Regions from separate parts of the Homo sapiens genome. Here region 1 is linked to region 2. Evidence: read pairs that join two places in POLR2A ChIA-PET (ENCODE). Cell type or tissue: Panc1. All regions are shown on one strand. Links, peaks and the distances in the headings refer to the core of each region. The heading gives the core; the rest is flanking DNA. Region 1 overlaps TDRD12 (tudor domain containing 12). Region 2 overlaps RHPN2 (rhophilin Rho GTPase binding protein 2).

Evidence for each region. ChIA-PET counts read pairs that join two places held together with the same protein. Peaks named below come from ENCODE experiments on the same cell type or tissue, not always from the same donor. Only the 100,000 strongest peaks of a DNase experiment are listed, where the experiment ranks them.
Region 1: POLR2A ChIA-PET joins it to region 2 with 8 read pairs; 2 of 35 experiments call an interaction of 5 or more read pairs at or near these places.

The regions. Positions count from the first base shown.
Region 1 is chr19:32,827,695-32,832,693 of GRCh38, forward strand. TDRD12 (tudor domain containing 12) reads left to right here. Exons shown (of 33, transcript NM_001366102.1): 33 at 1-1,886. SLC7A9 (solute carrier family 7 member 9) reads right to left here. Exons shown (of 13, transcript NM_014270.5): 13 at 2,817-2,990. The coding sequence ends at 2,926. Among named protein-coding and RNA genes, the nearest start is that of SLC7A9, 40 kb to the right of the region's middle. RefSeq lists an enhancer at 1,341-1,862. In Panc1, for the core only: no CTCF peak of the experiment used is centred there; no DNase peak of the experiment used is centred there.
Region 2 is chr19:33,051,349-33,062,783 of GRCh38, forward strand. The region is part of intron 1 of RHPN2 (rhophilin Rho GTPase binding protein 2); the gene reads right to left. It also overlaps the pseudogene LOC124904805. Among named protein-coding and RNA genes, the nearest start is that of RHPN2, 7.8 kb to the right of the region's middle. RefSeq lists enhancers at 3,499-3,999, 5,133-5,656, 5,657-6,180. In Panc1, for the core only: no CTCF peak of the experiment used is centred there; no DNase peak of the experiment used is centred there; H3K27ac peaks cover 1,612 bases.

The sequences.
Region 1 (4,999 bases), core at 332-2,831, 230 kb before region 2:
TACCTCAAGGATAAATGATTACTGTCACCTTGTGGTGCTGGACTTGATAACGGTGAGAAATTCTTCATTGACTTAAAAATAGGCTGATGATAAGACCATCAAAGGAGGGTGGACACAGAGAAACAGCAGGTGTGGTCTGATTCCGCCGGCTTGTCTGTCCTGTCTGGCGCCTCTCGCCACTCACCCTGGCAGAGCAGACATGCATCTGGGTGATGAAATGCACTGTCTGGAGTCAGTCCATTCATTTTTTTTCACCTAGACCTTTGCTACATTGCTACAAACCTGATCTTACACATATAAATTGAGGTTTCTAATGTACACACTTAGACTCAGCAACTGTTGAACCAGCCCTTTCAACCATGAGATAGTGGGATTTAACATAACCATCTATGTGAATTGATAGTGTTAGCATTCTTGGATAGTGATAGCTCCTCAGAGTAAGTTGACTTCTGATGAAGAGATAGTCCAGGGATAGAAATTGGATTGCTCAGTAAGACCCAGGCCTTTCCGGGGTGAAGCTGCTGGTTCTAAACAATCCCTTGGACCTGCAGAGTCCTGAGCAAATGGCACAAAGGTTGCTTTTTAGTGGAAATTCACAAGGGCCTGTGGGGTGCCTGGAGGTGATCTTTGAATGCCTACATGTCGTGAGCCCTGCAGACATTCGCCACCCCATCTGCATTGTGGCTGCAGCACTGGGGGGGGTCACCAGGTTTAGGGGAGGAGTGTATGTAGTCATGGCCACACCCAGAGGCTGGCTTTTGTGCTTTGGGTTTCTTTGTTGACTGAAAAAGCGAGAAAGGTGAGCTATTGGGAAATTAAAAGTCCTGTGCACTCTGTGTCTTGTTTATCAGCTTTGCCTCGGAATGGAAAAGAATTTGGATAGAACATGAGTGTTGTGTGACGGCCCCAAGATCTTTATTATTTTTTTGTATCAGAAAGCGCCAATGCCCAGGCTTATGTATGTCCCAGCAGAAGCCACCGCTTGAACTAGAGGTGAACTTTGTCATCAAGCTGTCCTGTGAGCAGGTCTGGATCACACTCTGGCTCAGTTTTCTCATCTGTAAAATGAGACATCCCCTCATTGTGTGGCCTGGCCTTGTCTCAGGGAGCGCCCGCCGAGTGCTGCTGGGTTGGGCAGTTTTTCTGCCCAGTGGCTCTGATGGGGGCTCAGAGCCCTGGCCTCCCCTGGGAGGACACGCTGTGCAGCCAGGACAGCTGCCGGGAGTGTGCCCAGGTCACTGCTATGGCCTTCGCAGGGTGACTGGCAGGTATCAAATCAGCCCATGAAGGAAGATGGTGATTTTCCTTTTTTGTAGCTAAATTGGGCAGGCTCTTGGGAAGTAGAAAGTTCTGGTGTTTTTGCTGGTGAAGGTTTTGACTGTGGAGCTCTTCTAACACCCATATCAGTGTCTGTTTCTCTGCATGTGGCTGCTGCCCTGTTGGTGGAGCTCTGGGGGCAGAGACCAGGCCGCCGTCCAGTGGCGCCCCGTGCGCACCAGCTGCCTGCTGTTTACACCCAGGTGCGCCGAGTCTCTTTCATACAGCACAGCAAATGATAATAGCTAGTGACAATGTGTTTCCTGTGCACTCGTGAAAATGCAGGGAGGACAACTGCATGCTTAGATCTGTTTCTTTTTTCAGACATTCAAATGTTCTAATATCTGAAGCTAACATTTTGTAGGATATAGGATGCTGATTATGTGAACAATTAGTCATTGGTTTTCTGTACTGCTATGAATATGTCTGATTTCAAGTTTTGGTCAAATATCTAAAATGCAAGGTGAAAGTGCCTTTGTCTCTATGCTTCTAAAATCGCTCATGCTTAGTTGTGGTATGGATGTCTTCCGCAGTGTATCATCAATAAAATTTCACTGTTTTCACAGAAATGTTGCTTTTTACATTTTTTAAACAGTACTTTCCCTGAATGCCAAACACAGAATAAAACTTTACTCACCACACTTTCTGGTTTGACTAAAACGCCCGTGAAGGCTGCTAGGGAGCCAGCGATGCTGACTGGCAATGCAGGCGACCCTCGTGATGAGCACACCGGCTGTGGAGGGTTCTGGATGGAGGCTCAGCTCTTGCCATTCATCCTGGCAGATAGATAGATACATGGCACGCACATCACAGGTTCAGCACAGGGCGCCAGTACTTTACTTTTAGGGTAGGGGAGAGTGGGTGAGAAACATTTGTACTTTAATATTTTTGTATATTTATTTACTTTTTGAGTTGGGGTCTCTGTCATCCAGGCTGGAGTGCAGTGGCATGATGATGGCTCACTACACCCTGGACTCCAGGCTCAGGTGATCCTCCCACCTCAGCCTCTTGAGTAGCTGGGGCTACAGGTGTGCAACACGATGCCTGGCTAATTTTTTTATGTTTTTTATAGATTAGATACATGATTTTGCCATGTTGCCCAGGCTGGTCTTGAACTCCTGGACTCAAGCGATCTATCCGCCTTGGCCTCCCAAAGTGCTGAGATTATAGGCGTGAGCCACCACACCTGGCCAGTAATTTACTGTTGTTTTAAAATCTATAGCAATCAATCAATCAATCAAAGCAAAAATGTCATCCATTTTATATAAGAGACCTTATTGACATTGAGTTTAAAGAACACCTTTCATTTAAGTGTGATGTGCCCCTTGTTAAATAGCTGCCACTGTAATGGAGGCTTTTATTCAGCCCTTCCCTAAGCATCTGCCTCTTGTTTGTTAGGTGACATCTCACCTGACAACAACTTTAGCAAACAAACACTTGCCACTTCCCCTTTCTAGAACCCCCACTCAGAGAACTAAGAATATCTAAAAATAACAATATTTTAAACATCTGAGTATATTTTATTCGTAAGAAAAAAAGGAAGAAATAACCACAAATATTGCTTAAGAAAATAAATTCAGCTGACTTGGCTACAAGAGACGGAGCTTGTTACTCAGGGTCTTCCTCCGGTGGGACCACTTCCATTAGCATCTGAAGGTGCATGGTAATCGGCTCTGAAATAAGAGTCAAAAATGAGTACAGTTAGTTAGACTGAAATTCGAAAGTTTCACTGGAGTTGTTGTGGGTGAGGGTGACATTGTTTTCAGTCTTTGGTGATGCGTCACCTAGACCCTGTGCTCAGGATGGCCAGCTTTCCTGCCTTCTGGTTGGATTTCACACTTTCCTGGCTTCTGTCTTCTCCCAGAATTGCAGGAATAGAAATAAAAACCTCCTAGGAGTGTCCGGAGGGACGACTGCACTTTCCAGTTCAGATGAGCTGAACAGGAGAAACAGGCAGGCTTTTAATCACATTCACTTAATAAATCTTAACTGGCTGTTACAGGCTGCCGCAGCCAGAGTTAAATTGCACACAGCCCAAGTCCTGTCCTCAAGGAGCTCCTGGAAGAGGATGCCCAGGAAGTCTTAAAGGCTTTTAGAAATGGGGTTTCCTAGGCAGGCGGATCACGAGGTCAGGAGATCGAGAATATCCTGGCTAACACAGTGAAACCCCGTCTCTACTAAAAATACAAAAAAAAAAAAAAGAAAGAAAGAAATAGGGTTTCCTGCAGTTGAATCTGTTGTAAAGGATAAAACATTGTGAATGTAATATAGACTTTTTGTTTTTGTGTTTTTTGAGATGGACTCTCGCTCTGTTGCCCAGGCTGGAGTGCAGTGGGGGGATCTTGGCTTACCGCAAGCTCCGCCTCCCGAGTTCACGCCATTCTTCTGCCTCAGCCTCCTGAGTAGCTGGGACTACAGGCGCCCGCCACCACGCCCGGCTAATTTTTTTTTGTATTTTTAGTGGAGACGGGGTTTCACCGTGTTAGCCACGATGGTCTCGATCTCCTGACCTCGTGATCTGCCCCCTCAGCCTCCCAAAGTGCTGGGATTACAGACATGAGCCACCGTGCCCGGCCCGATATAGACTTTTTTAAAGGTGTAATTCCGTCTCTTTTGATGTACTTTGACACAAGTGCTTTCTTTTCAGAAGCAAAAGTGGCTACTAACATAGCTAAACTTTTAAACAACTGTCCTAAAACTGATGAGGGTCAGGACTGCTGAAAGAGTGAGCCCTGTGCCCTTGGCATTAAAAGGCTTGGGCCCCAGCCCAGTTCCCCAGGCCAAGGCCATGACTTTTTGTGTGTCTTTGCAATGCTGCTAGGCCTCTTAGATGATGTCTGCATATCAGACAAAGGAGAATGGTGTTTCAGGATGAGACGCATGATGGTGGGAATATGCCTAATGCTACTGAACTTTACACTGACAAGTGGCTGAGATAGAAACGTTTATGTTGTGTGTCTTTCGCAATTAAAAAGAAAATGGGGCTGGGCGCAGTGGCTCATGCCTGTAATCCCTACATTTCGGGAGACTGATGCAGGTGGATCACCTGAGGTCAGGAGTTCAAGACCAGCCTGGCCAACATGATGAAACCCCGACTCTACTAAAAATACAAAACAACAACAAGGAAATTAGCCGGGTGTGGTGGCAGGCGCCTGTAATCCCAACTACTCAGGAGGCTGAGGCAGGAAAATCGCTTGAACGTGGGAGGCAGAGGTTGCAGTGAGCCGAGATCGTGCCAGTGCATTCCAGCCTGGACAACAAGAGCAAAACTCCATCTCAAAACAAAGAAAATGGGCCGGGCGCAGTGGCTGACATCTGTAATCCCAGCACTTTGGGAGGCCGAGGTGGGTGGATCACCTAAGGTCAGGAGTTGGAGACCAGCCTGGCCAACATGGTAAAACCTCATCTGTACTAAAAATACAAAAATTAGCTGGGCGTGGTGGTGCACACCTGTAATCCCAGCTACTCGGAAGGCTGAGGCACAAGAATCGCTTGAACCGGGAGGTGGAGGTTGCACAGTGAGCTGAGACCGCACCACTGCACTCCAGCCTGGGCAACAGAGTGAGACTGTGTCTCAAAAAAAAAAAAAAAAAGAAAGAAAGAAAGAAAAAGAAAAACGGCCAGGTACGGTGGCTTAGGCCAGTAGTCCCAGCACTTTGGAGAGCCAAGGTGGAAGGGTCAT
Region 2 (11,435 bases), core at 4,414-6,913:
TCACCTGTAAGACACGTATTTAAGAGCAGCACCTAGACAAAGCCCACAGGCAGGAAGACTGTACTTCCAGGGATCATTTCTACAGTTCGTTACTAGAGAAGTTTCTCTGTACGTGTACAGCAACCGTTTATATTAGTGTGGCACACACCTATCTGAAAGCTTTGAGTGCAGCAATGCGGATTCACCTTGCTTGTAACTACTGTTCTTAAGCTCATAAAACAGCTAAATAATGTGGTGTAACAACTAAATGTGTGCCCAGAGAAAAGCCTCAGAATGTTATCCTAGGTGAAATCTGTTCAGTGAACAGACAGATCACAGCTACAGTGACATTTCTGCCACTGTTACAAGTTTCTTACAAAGTGAGAAAGTGGCTGTCTAAAATCAGACAAAGGCCTGGTGTGGTGGCTCACGTGTATAATCATGGCACTTTGGGAGGCTGAGGTGGGCGGATCACTTGAGGTCAGTAGTTTGAGACCAGACTGGCCAACATGGTGCAACCCTGTCTCAAGCAAAAAATACAAAACTTAGCCCAGGCGTGGTGGCGTGTGTCTATAGTCCCAGCTACTCGGGAGTCGGAGGTTGCAGTGAGCCGAGAACTTGCCACTGCCCTCCTGCCTGGGTGACAGAGTGAGACCCTGTCTCAAAAAAAAAAAAAAAAAAAGAATTAAAGTCAGAAAGAGAGCCCTTACCAAAAACTGACCGTGCTGGCACCTTGATCTTGGATTTCTAGCCTCTAGAACTGTGAAAAATAAATTTATGTTAAGTTAAAAAAAAAATATAAAACTGGAGGCAGGCACTTAATTAGGAAGAAAGGAAAGGGTGGTCAAGCTACTCCTGGAACAGGGCAGTTTTTCTTCCCCTATGGGGGCCCTGCTCCATTCTGGGCAGTGCCTGGCACCTGCTTCCCCTCCACTATAGGCAATAGTATGGGCCCTTCTTCTGCACAGCCAAAGATAAAGCTCACACATGCAGAGGTGTTTCCAGCAAATTTAGGGCAATGTGCAAGCTTGGGATCTAAAGGTTCAGGCGTAAAACTAAGTGAGAGATGACACGGTAGGGCTGGGCCAGCTCCCAGCCAGAGAGACCTTCCCACGGGATACAGGAAGGCAGGTGTTTTTAGCTGCTTCTCCAGCAAAGATTATTTTCTCTGCCTTTCTCACTCCTTCCTGGTTACGCAATCCCTCACTCAACCACCAAACTCTGGAAAACAGAATTGCTTGTTTATAAGTCAGCCAGAGCAATCAATGAGAAAGCACAGAAAATAGCATGCAGTACACTGCAATACACACATACATCTAATTTAACTTTTCACCACACTGGAGATTCAGGGCAGGCTGGGTGGAAAGAATCTAGCTTGTCCATGTCCATAAAAATAAAAACATGAATTCAGTACTTGTCAACAGCCCTCCTGCCCTTCCAGGATCTCTGCCAGGTGTCAGGGCTGGAGGTGAGGGCCCAGCCGCCTCCCCCGGGAATCCCAATCCATTCACACAGGGGTGGAGGGGGGCTCGATATGAGTCAACACAGCCATAATCTTTAGTTACGAGCTCCCTTCAGTCTCTTCCAGAAATCTCTATAAACCCCTACTGTGTGCCAATCACAGTTATTTTTCAATATGCTGAATAACTTTTTTTTTTTTTTGAGACGAAGTCTTGCTCTGTTGCCCAGGCTGGAGTGCAGTGGTGTGATCTCGGCTCACTGCAACCTCCACCTCCCGGGTTCAAGCGATTCTCCTGTTTCAGCCTCCTGAGTAGCTGGGATTACAGGAATGTGCCAACACACCTGGCTAATTTTTGTTTTGTTTTGTTTTGTTTTGTTTTAGTAGAGACGAGGTTTCACCATGTTGGCCAGGCTGCTCTCAAACTCCTGGCCTCAAGTGATCCACCCACCTCAGCCTCCCAAAGTGTTAGGATTACAGGTGTGAGCCACTGCGCCCAGCCTTGAATAACTAGGCTTTTACTGTGCCTCCCACCACATCAAATCGTGAACATTTCCATGAATCAACTGTATTTCCAGACCAATGATCTGCTTATTTCAACTGGTAGGACACACTCAACAACAGTTTTAACAGTTTTGCTTTTTTTTTTTTTTTTGAGATGGAGTCTCGCTCTCTTGCCCAGGCTGGAGTGCAGTGGTGCGATCTTGGCTCACTACAACCTCTGCCTCCTAGGTTCAAGCGATTCTCCTGCCTCAGCCTCCAGAGTAGCTGGGATTACAGGCGCACACCACCATGCCTGGCTAATTTTTGTATTTTTAGTAGAGATGGGGTTTCACCATGTTGGTCAGGCTAGTCTTGAACTCCTGACCTCGTGATCCACCTGCCTTGGCCTCCAAAGTGCTGGGATTACAGGCGTGAGCCACTGTACCTGGACACCCAGCTAATTTTTGTATTTTTTACTAGAGACGTGGTTTCACCATGTTGGCCAGGTTGGTCTTGAACTCCTAAGACCTCAGGTGATCCACCTGCCTCAGCCTCCCAAAGTGCTGGGATTACAGGTGTGAGCCACCGCGCCCAGTCTCTTGTTTTTGAGACAGGATCTCACTCTCTTGCCCAGGCTGGACTGCAGTGGCGTGATCTCCATTCACTGCAGCCTCAATATCCTGGGGCTCAAGCAATCCTCCCACCTCAGCCTCCCGAGAAGCTGGGACTACAGGTCCACACCACCACACTTGGCTAATTTTATTGTATTTTTTGTAGAGACAGAGTTTTGTCGATGCAGCCCAGGCTGGTCTTGAACTCCTGAGCTCATGTGATCTGTCCACCGTGGCCTCCTAAAGTGCTGGGATCATAGGTGTGAGCCACTACATCCAGCCTTGTTTTTTTACCACCTGCCCTTTTTTCTTCTTTGTTTTTTTTTTTTTTTTTTGAGACAGAATCTTGCTCTGTCACCCAGCAGGCCGGAGTGCAGTGGCACAATCTCAGCTGACTGCAACCCCCACCTCCGAGGTTCAAGCGATTCTCCTGCCTCAGCCTCCCGAGTAGCTGGGATTACAGGCACGCAGCACCACACCCGACTAATTTTGCATTTTTAGTAGGAACAGGGTTTCACCATGTTGTCCAGGCTGGTCTCGAACTCCTGACCTCAAATGATCCTCCTGCCTCGGACTCCCAAAGTGCTGGGATCACAGGTGTGAGCCACTGTGCTGGTCCCCTTTTCTCTTGTTACAATCAAATGGAAACCTGGCCATAGGGAACTCCGAGGGTCTGAATGGGCAGCCCTGAGGGACTCACATCATTCACCGTGGTGTCTCCGTCCCTGGTGCTCCAAGTGGGGAACCTTGTCCTCACTTGGCACCCATTACTGCTGCTCTGCCAGACACCCAGCCTCTGGCTGAGCGGTACCTGCAGTTCGACTGTGTCCTATGGCTACCTCCAATGCAGCCTTTGTGTCACGGGACGCTGGTACCTGAGCCAAAGGAGGAAGTGTTGATCAGGCTAAAGCCAACGCCCAGTAGCATCAGGTGGTGTCGTGGCAACCATCCAAATGGCCCCAGGAAACAAGGGACATTTACAGTGTTATAGTTCATCACGTTGTCTCTCCTCTGAGTCACCCTGAAAATTCTGTTTCTGCCAGGGGATACCTCCCAGCCAGGATCCCACAGTTGAAGACTGTTGGTCAGGCAGACCCTCGGGGCTGATGGTGGATACCATGCAGCTGGGCAGACCCTCCCCTCTCCAAGGCCACAGTCAGCCTGGATCCAGCCTGGCCTTTAAGATCTGGCTTAGGGCTGGGTGCAGTGATTCACACCTGTAATAGCCCACCACTGAGATGGGAGGATTGCTTGAGGCCAGGAGTTGAAGACCAGCCTAGGCAACACAGTAAGACCCCATCTCTACAAAAAATAAAAATAAAAATCAGCCAGGTGTGGCAATTTTTAATCACATCTCTAGTCCCAGCTAGTTGGGAGGCTGAGGCAGGAGGATCACTTGAGCCCAGGAGGTCAAGGCTACAGTGAGCTACAACGGTGCCACTGCACTCCAGCCTGGGTGACACAGCCAGATTCTGTCATCTTTAAAAAAAAAAAAAGCTGTTTTAGACCATCATGGGGAATCAGGAGTGGGGTCAGCATCACCAACCTTTACTCTCCTCTGCCTCCCTCCCTCTCCACCTGGGAATTGACTCAAGGGTCCAAGGGGATGGATCTAAACAGCCGGAGGGGTAGTATCAGTACCAATAGAGCTGGAGCTGCTGATCCCACATGACCCACGCTGTTCCTGGTGGACTCAGCCCATCAGAAGGCTTCCTCATCCACACAAGCGTTCATAAAAGATGCACACAAGTGTCTAACACGAAATTAGCCCTCACTAAGATGAATGCTGCTCATTCATCAAAGAGTAGATCCCTGCTCCTTGCAGAGAGAAGACTGCAAGGAGCTTCTGGGTTAAAAAAAAAAAAAAACAACAACAAACAAAAATTCTCCTTCCTTCTCTGCCGGAGCCTCCAGGAAGCCCAGAGTCAACAGGGACCATAAACCAGGACACAATGAACCCGGAGGCCCTGTCCAGGCTGGAGGTTTCTGTGAACAAGAAACAACTTCTCCTACAGCTCTTGAGTAAAAACAATGGAGCTAAATTCATTTTGGGGCATTAGCATTCCCAAAGGATGAAGAGGCAGAGATAAGAAGTGACAATGCCTCACTGTGTACTCACTCTCCTCTTCCACATAGTGCCAAGACCTTTCATTTTGGGCCTTTCAATGGCCCTGGGGAAAGGCTTTCTCTAGTTTGTTTCCAGCTGCTTTTCTTTTCTTTTTTTTTTCTTTTTTCCTTTTTTTTTTTTTGAGACGGAGTTTTTTGCTCGTTGCCCTGGCTGGAGTGCAATGGCGTGATCTCAGCTCACTGCAACCTCTGCCTCTCAGGTTCAAGCCATTCTCCTGCCTCAGCCTCCCGAGTAGCTGGGATTACAGGCATGCACCACCACACCCAGCTAATTTTGTATTTTCAGTAGAGACGGGGTTTCTCCATGTTGGTCAGGCTGGTCTCGAACTCCCAACCTCAGGTGATCCACCCACCTCAGCTTCCCAAAGTGCTGGGATTACAGGCATGAGCCACCACCCCCGGCCTTCCAGCTGCTTTTCTTCATGGCCACAACAGATTTTCCTGTGAGTTTTAGTACTGTGGGGTACAGGGGCAGTTGCAGAAAAGGAATCTCTATCAGGATGCAGCATTCTAGAAAATTACATTACTCTGCATTTAACTACAGGCCAGAGAACAATAATTCTTCCAAGATTTTCAGTAGGAAGAGCATAAAAATCTGGGGAAAAGAAGTTGCATTTCCACTTCTTGAGAAATTATAGTAATATAAGTTGAGAAAGTAATTTATAATAATCTTATAGAGCTGTACCTCTGTTTAAACACAGTAACATAATGAGAAAGAAAAAATATAGTGAGAAGCCAGGGAAAGCTGGGTGCGGTGGCTCATGCCTGTAATCCGAGCACTGTGGAAGGCTGAGGCTTGGGCCCAAAGAGTTCGAGACCAGGCCGGGCGCAGTGGCTCACGCCTGTAATCCCAGCACTTTGGGAAGCCGAGGCGGGCAGATCACAAGGTCATGAGATTGAGACCATCCTGGCTAACATGGTGAAACCCCATCTCTAATAAAAATACAAAAAAAAAAAAAAAAATTAGCCGGACATGGTGGCGGTCGCCTGTAGTCCCAGCTACTCAGGAGGCTGAGGTAGGAGAATGGCGTGGACCCGGGAGGTGGAGCTTGCAGTGAGCCGAGATGGTGCCACTGCACTCCAGCCTGGGCAACAGAGCCAGACTCTGTCTCAAAAAAAAAAAAAAAAAGAGTTCGAGGCCAGCCCAGGCAACACAGTGAGACCGTCTCTACAAAAAATTTAAAAATTAGCCAGGCTTTGTGGCTCATGCCTGTTGTCCCAGCTACTCAGGAGGCTGAGACAGGAGGATCACTGGAGCCAGGGAGGTTGAGGCTGCAGTGAGCTATGATCATGCCACTGCACTCCAGCCTGGATGACACAGCAACACCCTGTCAAAAAAGAAAGAAAAGACAAGAAAAGAAAAGAAAAAAGTGAGAGACATGATTTTATAATAGACCTGAGGCTGGGCATGATGGCTCACGCCTGTAATCCCAGCACTTTGGGAGGTCAAGGCAGGCAGATCACCTGAGGTCTGGAGTTCGAGACCAACATGGAGAAACTTTGTCTCTACTAAAAATACAAAATTAGCCGGGCATGATGGCACATGCCTGTAATCCCAGCTACTCAGGAGCCTGAGGCACATCACTTGAACCCAGGAGGCAGAGGCTGTGGTGAGCCAAGACCGTGCCACTGCACTCCTGCCTGGGTGACAGAGCGAAACTCCATCTCAAAAAAAAAAAAAAAGATAGAAAAAAAAAAATAGACCTGAAAGGTTTCTTTTTTCAGAGACCTCCCAAGGTACCAGCCCAGACCAGGAGATCTGTACTGCGGGTGTCCATTTCCAACCTGAGGCTAAGTTATGTCTTGAGGCTCTGTACAGCCAAGTCATCCTACCTGATTCCAAAAAGACCAATTAACAAGGGGACTCCTGGGCTCGGCGCAGTGGCTCACACCTGTAATCCCAGCACTTTGGGAGGCCAAGGCGGGCAAATCACTTGAGGTCAGGAGTTCAGGACCAGCCTGGACAACATAGTGAAACACCATCTCTACTAAAAATACAAAAATTAGCTGGGCATGGTGGCGGGTGCCTATAATCCCAGCTACTTGGGAGGCTGAGGCAGGAGTATTGCTTGAACCCCGGAGGCGGAGGATGCAGTGAGCCGAGAGTGCACCACTGCACTCCAGCCTGGGCAACAGAGCGAGACTCCATTTCAGAAACAAAAAAAGCCAAGAGGCTGATTCCTTTTCAAGCATGGCCGGAGCCATCCCAACAAAGCACCAATTCCCAGCACTGCTCAGCACTCCAGGAAACGAGACCTGCTGGGAACTGCTGCCAAAGAAACTGTATCGAGTCAGGGTCTGGAATGCCCCAGAACCTGAGGAGGGGTCAGGCACTGAGCTGTCGCTCCATAAATCCTTTTCGGATGAATGGAGCATAATGTCATTTTAAAGAAAAGGGGAGGGAAGGCATGACACAGAGAACAGGATGAAAGAGAAGCCTGACTTCAGTGGAAATTCATTTGATCCTTAAGTGTGCATAAAATCCCAATAGTCACCAGGCGCAGTGGCTCATGCCTGTAATCCCAGCACTTTGGGAGGCCGAGGCAGGTGGATTACGCAGTCAAGAGGTTGAGACCATCCTGGACAACATGGTGAAACCCCAACTCTACTAAAAATACAAAAATTAGCTGGGCGTGGTGGCACGCGCCTGTAGTCCCAGCTACTCAGGAAGCTGAGACAGGAGAATCACTTGAACCCGGGAGGCGGAGGTTGCAGTGAGCCAAGATCCCGCCATTCCATTCCAGCCTGGCGACAGAGCGAGACTCCGTCTCAATAACAACAAAGAAATCCCAATAGTCAAAATACAGGTCCAGGTGCAGGGACTCACACCTATAATCCCAGCACTTTGGGAGGCCAAGGTGGGTGGATCACTTGAGGTCAGGAGTTCAAGACCAGCCTGACCAACATGGTGAAACCCTGTCTCTACTAAAAAATACAATTAGCCGGGCATGGTGGCGCACATCTGTAGTCTCAGCCACTCAGGTGGCTGAGGCATGAGAATCGCTTGAACCCAGGAGGTGAAGGTTGCGGGGAGCTGAGATTGTGCCACTGCACTCCAGCCTGGGGGACAGAGCAAGACTCTGTCTCAAAAAAAAATAATAATAATACAAGATGGGAAGCCTCATGGGTTCTCACTCACTGCCCCCGGCTGGCTCAGCCACCCAATCAATGCAGCAGCTGTTGGCAATCTTCACCCCCCGCCTCGACTCCTGGGCCCCATCCCCAGCTCACCTTCTCCCTGAATCTCCAGCCATTCCCCACCCAACTTCTTCACTTTTGTTTTTTTCTTTTATCATTTTTTTTTTTTTTGAGACGGAGTCTCGCTCTGCTGCTCAGGCTAGAGTGCAGTGGCGCGATCTCGGCTCACTGCAACCTCCACCTCACAGGTTCAGGCAATTCTCCTGCCTCAGCCTCCCGAGTAGCTGGGATCACAGGTGCCCGCCACCACGCCTTGCTCATTTTTTGTATTTTTAGTAGAGACAGGGTTTCACCGTGTTGGCCAGGCTGCTCTCAAACTTCTGACCTCAGGTGATCCGCCTGCCTCGGCCTCCCAAAGTGCTGGGACTACAGTGTGAGCCACTGTGCCCTGCCACACCTTTGTCTTTAACCAGCTCTGGACTTCCACATTCTAAAACAAAGCTGCCTTCTCTCTTCTCAGCTCCCCTCTTTCTCCAGCAATATCTTCCCTGCCCTTCTCCCCCTGTACCCTGTCACACTGACTTTTGTCCCCAATTCTCCAACCATGCATTTCCTAACGACTCCTAAAGAACTAAATCTAGGACCTTCCAGCATTCTTCTGACTTGTCACGCCTTGCTCGACTAACAAGACTGACCTCTCAGCTTCCTAGACCTGGCCACCCTTCTGGCTTTCCTCCCACCTCTCTACCCACCTCTTAAGCGGAGGATCCTTTCTAGCCCAGATCCTTTCACTCAATACCCCAACTGCCTCCCAGTTGGTGCCACCCAAAACTGCATCTCCAGCCAGGGCGCCTGCATGGCTGCTGGGCCCATGGAGTGGGCTCTCTGCTGGGACCGCCACATGGATATCCCATGAGGGCCATCAAGTCTACACACTAGCCTCCGCGTTCACCCGCATTCATGGATCTTGAGGAGGCGCATGACCAGACACCTCAGGCAGGCATTGTGACGTTTTTTTTGAGACAGGGTCTCATTCTGCTGTCCAGGTTGGAATGCAGTGGCGTGATCTCGGCTCACTGCAGCCTCCATCTCCCAGGCTCAGCGATCCTGCTGCCTCAGCCTCCTGAGTAGGTGGGACCATAGCTGGGTGCCACCACACCTGGCTAATAGGCAGGCATTTTGGATTCTCATTGGCAGCTCCTTCCCTGCCAATCACATCAGTTCTTTCCCTCTCTGCCAGATATTGCCCTTTCTCCAGCTCTATCATTCCAACCTCCTCATCACTAGAATCCCTGCCTTCTGTGTGGACCCCTGGTCTGAGCTAAGGGTGCAAGCTGGTGGAAAGAATGGGTGATTGAGGCTGTGTTTACACGGCCGTTTCTTTGTTTGTTTGTTTGTTTTTTGTGAGACAAGGTCTCACTCTGTCATCCAGGCTGGAGTGCAGTGACATGATAACAGCTCACTGCAGCCTCAACCTCGTGGGCTCCGGATATCCTCCCACCTAGGCCTCCTGAGTATATGGGATTACAGGAACACAACACTATGCCAGGCTGATTTTTAAACTTCTTATAGAGATGGGGTCTTGCTTATTGCCCAGAGTGGGCTTGAATTCCTGGCCTCAAGCAATCCTCCCACCTTGGCCTCCCAAAATGCTGAGATTACAGGTGTGAGGCACTGCACCCCACTCACAGCACTGTCACTGACTGCATCATCAGTAGTCCGTAAAAGAGAAGGAAGGGCAAAGATGATAGGTATTACAAGGGGCTAAATCCTCCCAATGCCTCCCTGCCTGGCTCCACCATAGCTTCTTTCCCATTCGCCACCCATTCACCATTCACGTGTCAAAGCGGTCTTTTTCTTACACAAATCTCACAGGTCTGGTCCTGCTTTAAATACTTTGATGGATTCCACAGTTCCCAGGTCAAGCAAGATGCATGACCCTGAACTGCCTGGCTCCCACAAACACCTCCACACCCTGGGGGGGCCTACAAAGCACTCACAAGTCCACAGCTCTGTCCAAGCTGTTCCCTCTTCCTGAAGGGCTCTTTCTCTCCTTTCACCTGGACAGCACCTGCCTTTCTTTTTTTTTTTTTTTTTTTTTGAGACGGAGTCTCGCTCTGTCACCCAGGCAGTGGCGCAATCTCGGCTCACTGCAAGCTCCGCCATTCTCCTGCCTCAGCCTCCCGAGTAGCTGGGACTACAGGCACCCGCCACCACGCCCGGCTAATTTTTTGTATTTTTAGTAGAGACGGGGTTTCACTGTGTTAGCCAGGAAGGTCTCGATCTCCTGACCTCGTGATCCACTAGACTCAGCCTCCCAAAGTGCTGGGATTTTTTTTTTTTTTTGGGTTGCAGGGGTACGGAGTCTCACTCTGTTGCCCAGGCTGGAGTGCAGTGGCACAATCTCAGCTCACTGCAACCTCCGCCTCCTGGGTTCAAGCGAGTCTCCTGCCTCAGTCTCCCAAGTAGCTGGGATTACAGGCGCCTGCCGCTACACCCGGCTAATTTTTATATTTTTAGTAGAGACAGGGTTTCACCATGTAGGCCAGGCTGGTCTCGAACTCCTGATCTCAAGTGATCCACCTGCCTCAGCATCTCAAAATACTGGGATTACGGGTGTGAGCCACCACGCCTGGTCAGCACCTGCCTTTCATTCGGCCATTTGGTTTTGTTTTGTTTTCATTTTTATTTTTAAAATTTTTTATAGAGCCAAGGTCTTGCTATGTTGCCCAGGCTGGTCTGGAACTCCTGGCTTCAAGAGATCCGCCTGCCTCGGCCTCCCAAACTACTGGGATTACAGGTATGAGCCACCACACCCGACCCTCATTTGCTTTAGGTCAAACTGGCTCAGGTCATAGATCAGGAAAGATTCAGCATCAACACCTTTTATTTTCCTAGGATAAATAGACTCTTCGAACTGGTATGACTTAACATGGAGTAGCACAACAATTGTTACAAGGTCTCATTTTCAAAATTGATGATTTTAATTGTAAAACAATGATTCCTCTTATTTTGCACCCCTGATTCTCTCATCCAACACCAGAGAAACTGCATCTAAAAAACACCCCACTTTAGGAGGCCGAGGTGGGTGGATCACCTGAGGTCAGGAGTTCAAGACCAGCCTGGCCAACATGGCAAAACCTTGCCTCTACTAAAAATACAAAAGTTAGCCAGGCGTGGTTGATATGCGCCTGTAGTCTCAGCTACTGGGAAGGCTGAGGCGGGAGAATCACTTGAAACTGGTAGATGGAGGTTGCAGTGAGCCGAGATCGCGCCACTGCACTCCAGCCTGGGTGACAGAGCGAGACTCCATCTCAGGGGGAAAAAAAAAAAAACACCTGTAGCCGGGCGCAGTGGCTTACACCTGTAATCCCAGCACTTTGGAAGGCCATGGCAGGTGGATCACTTAAGGTCAGGAGTTCAAGACTAGCCTGGGCAACACGGTGAAACCCCGTTTCTACTAAAAATACAAAAAATTAGCCAGGTGTGGTGGCAGGCGCCTGTAATCCCAGCTACTTCGGAGGCTGAGGCAGAACTGCTTGAACCCCGGAGGCAGAGGTTGCAGTGAGCCGAAATCACACCACTGCACTCCAGCCTGAGCGACAGAGTGAGACTCTGTTTCATAATAATAATAATAA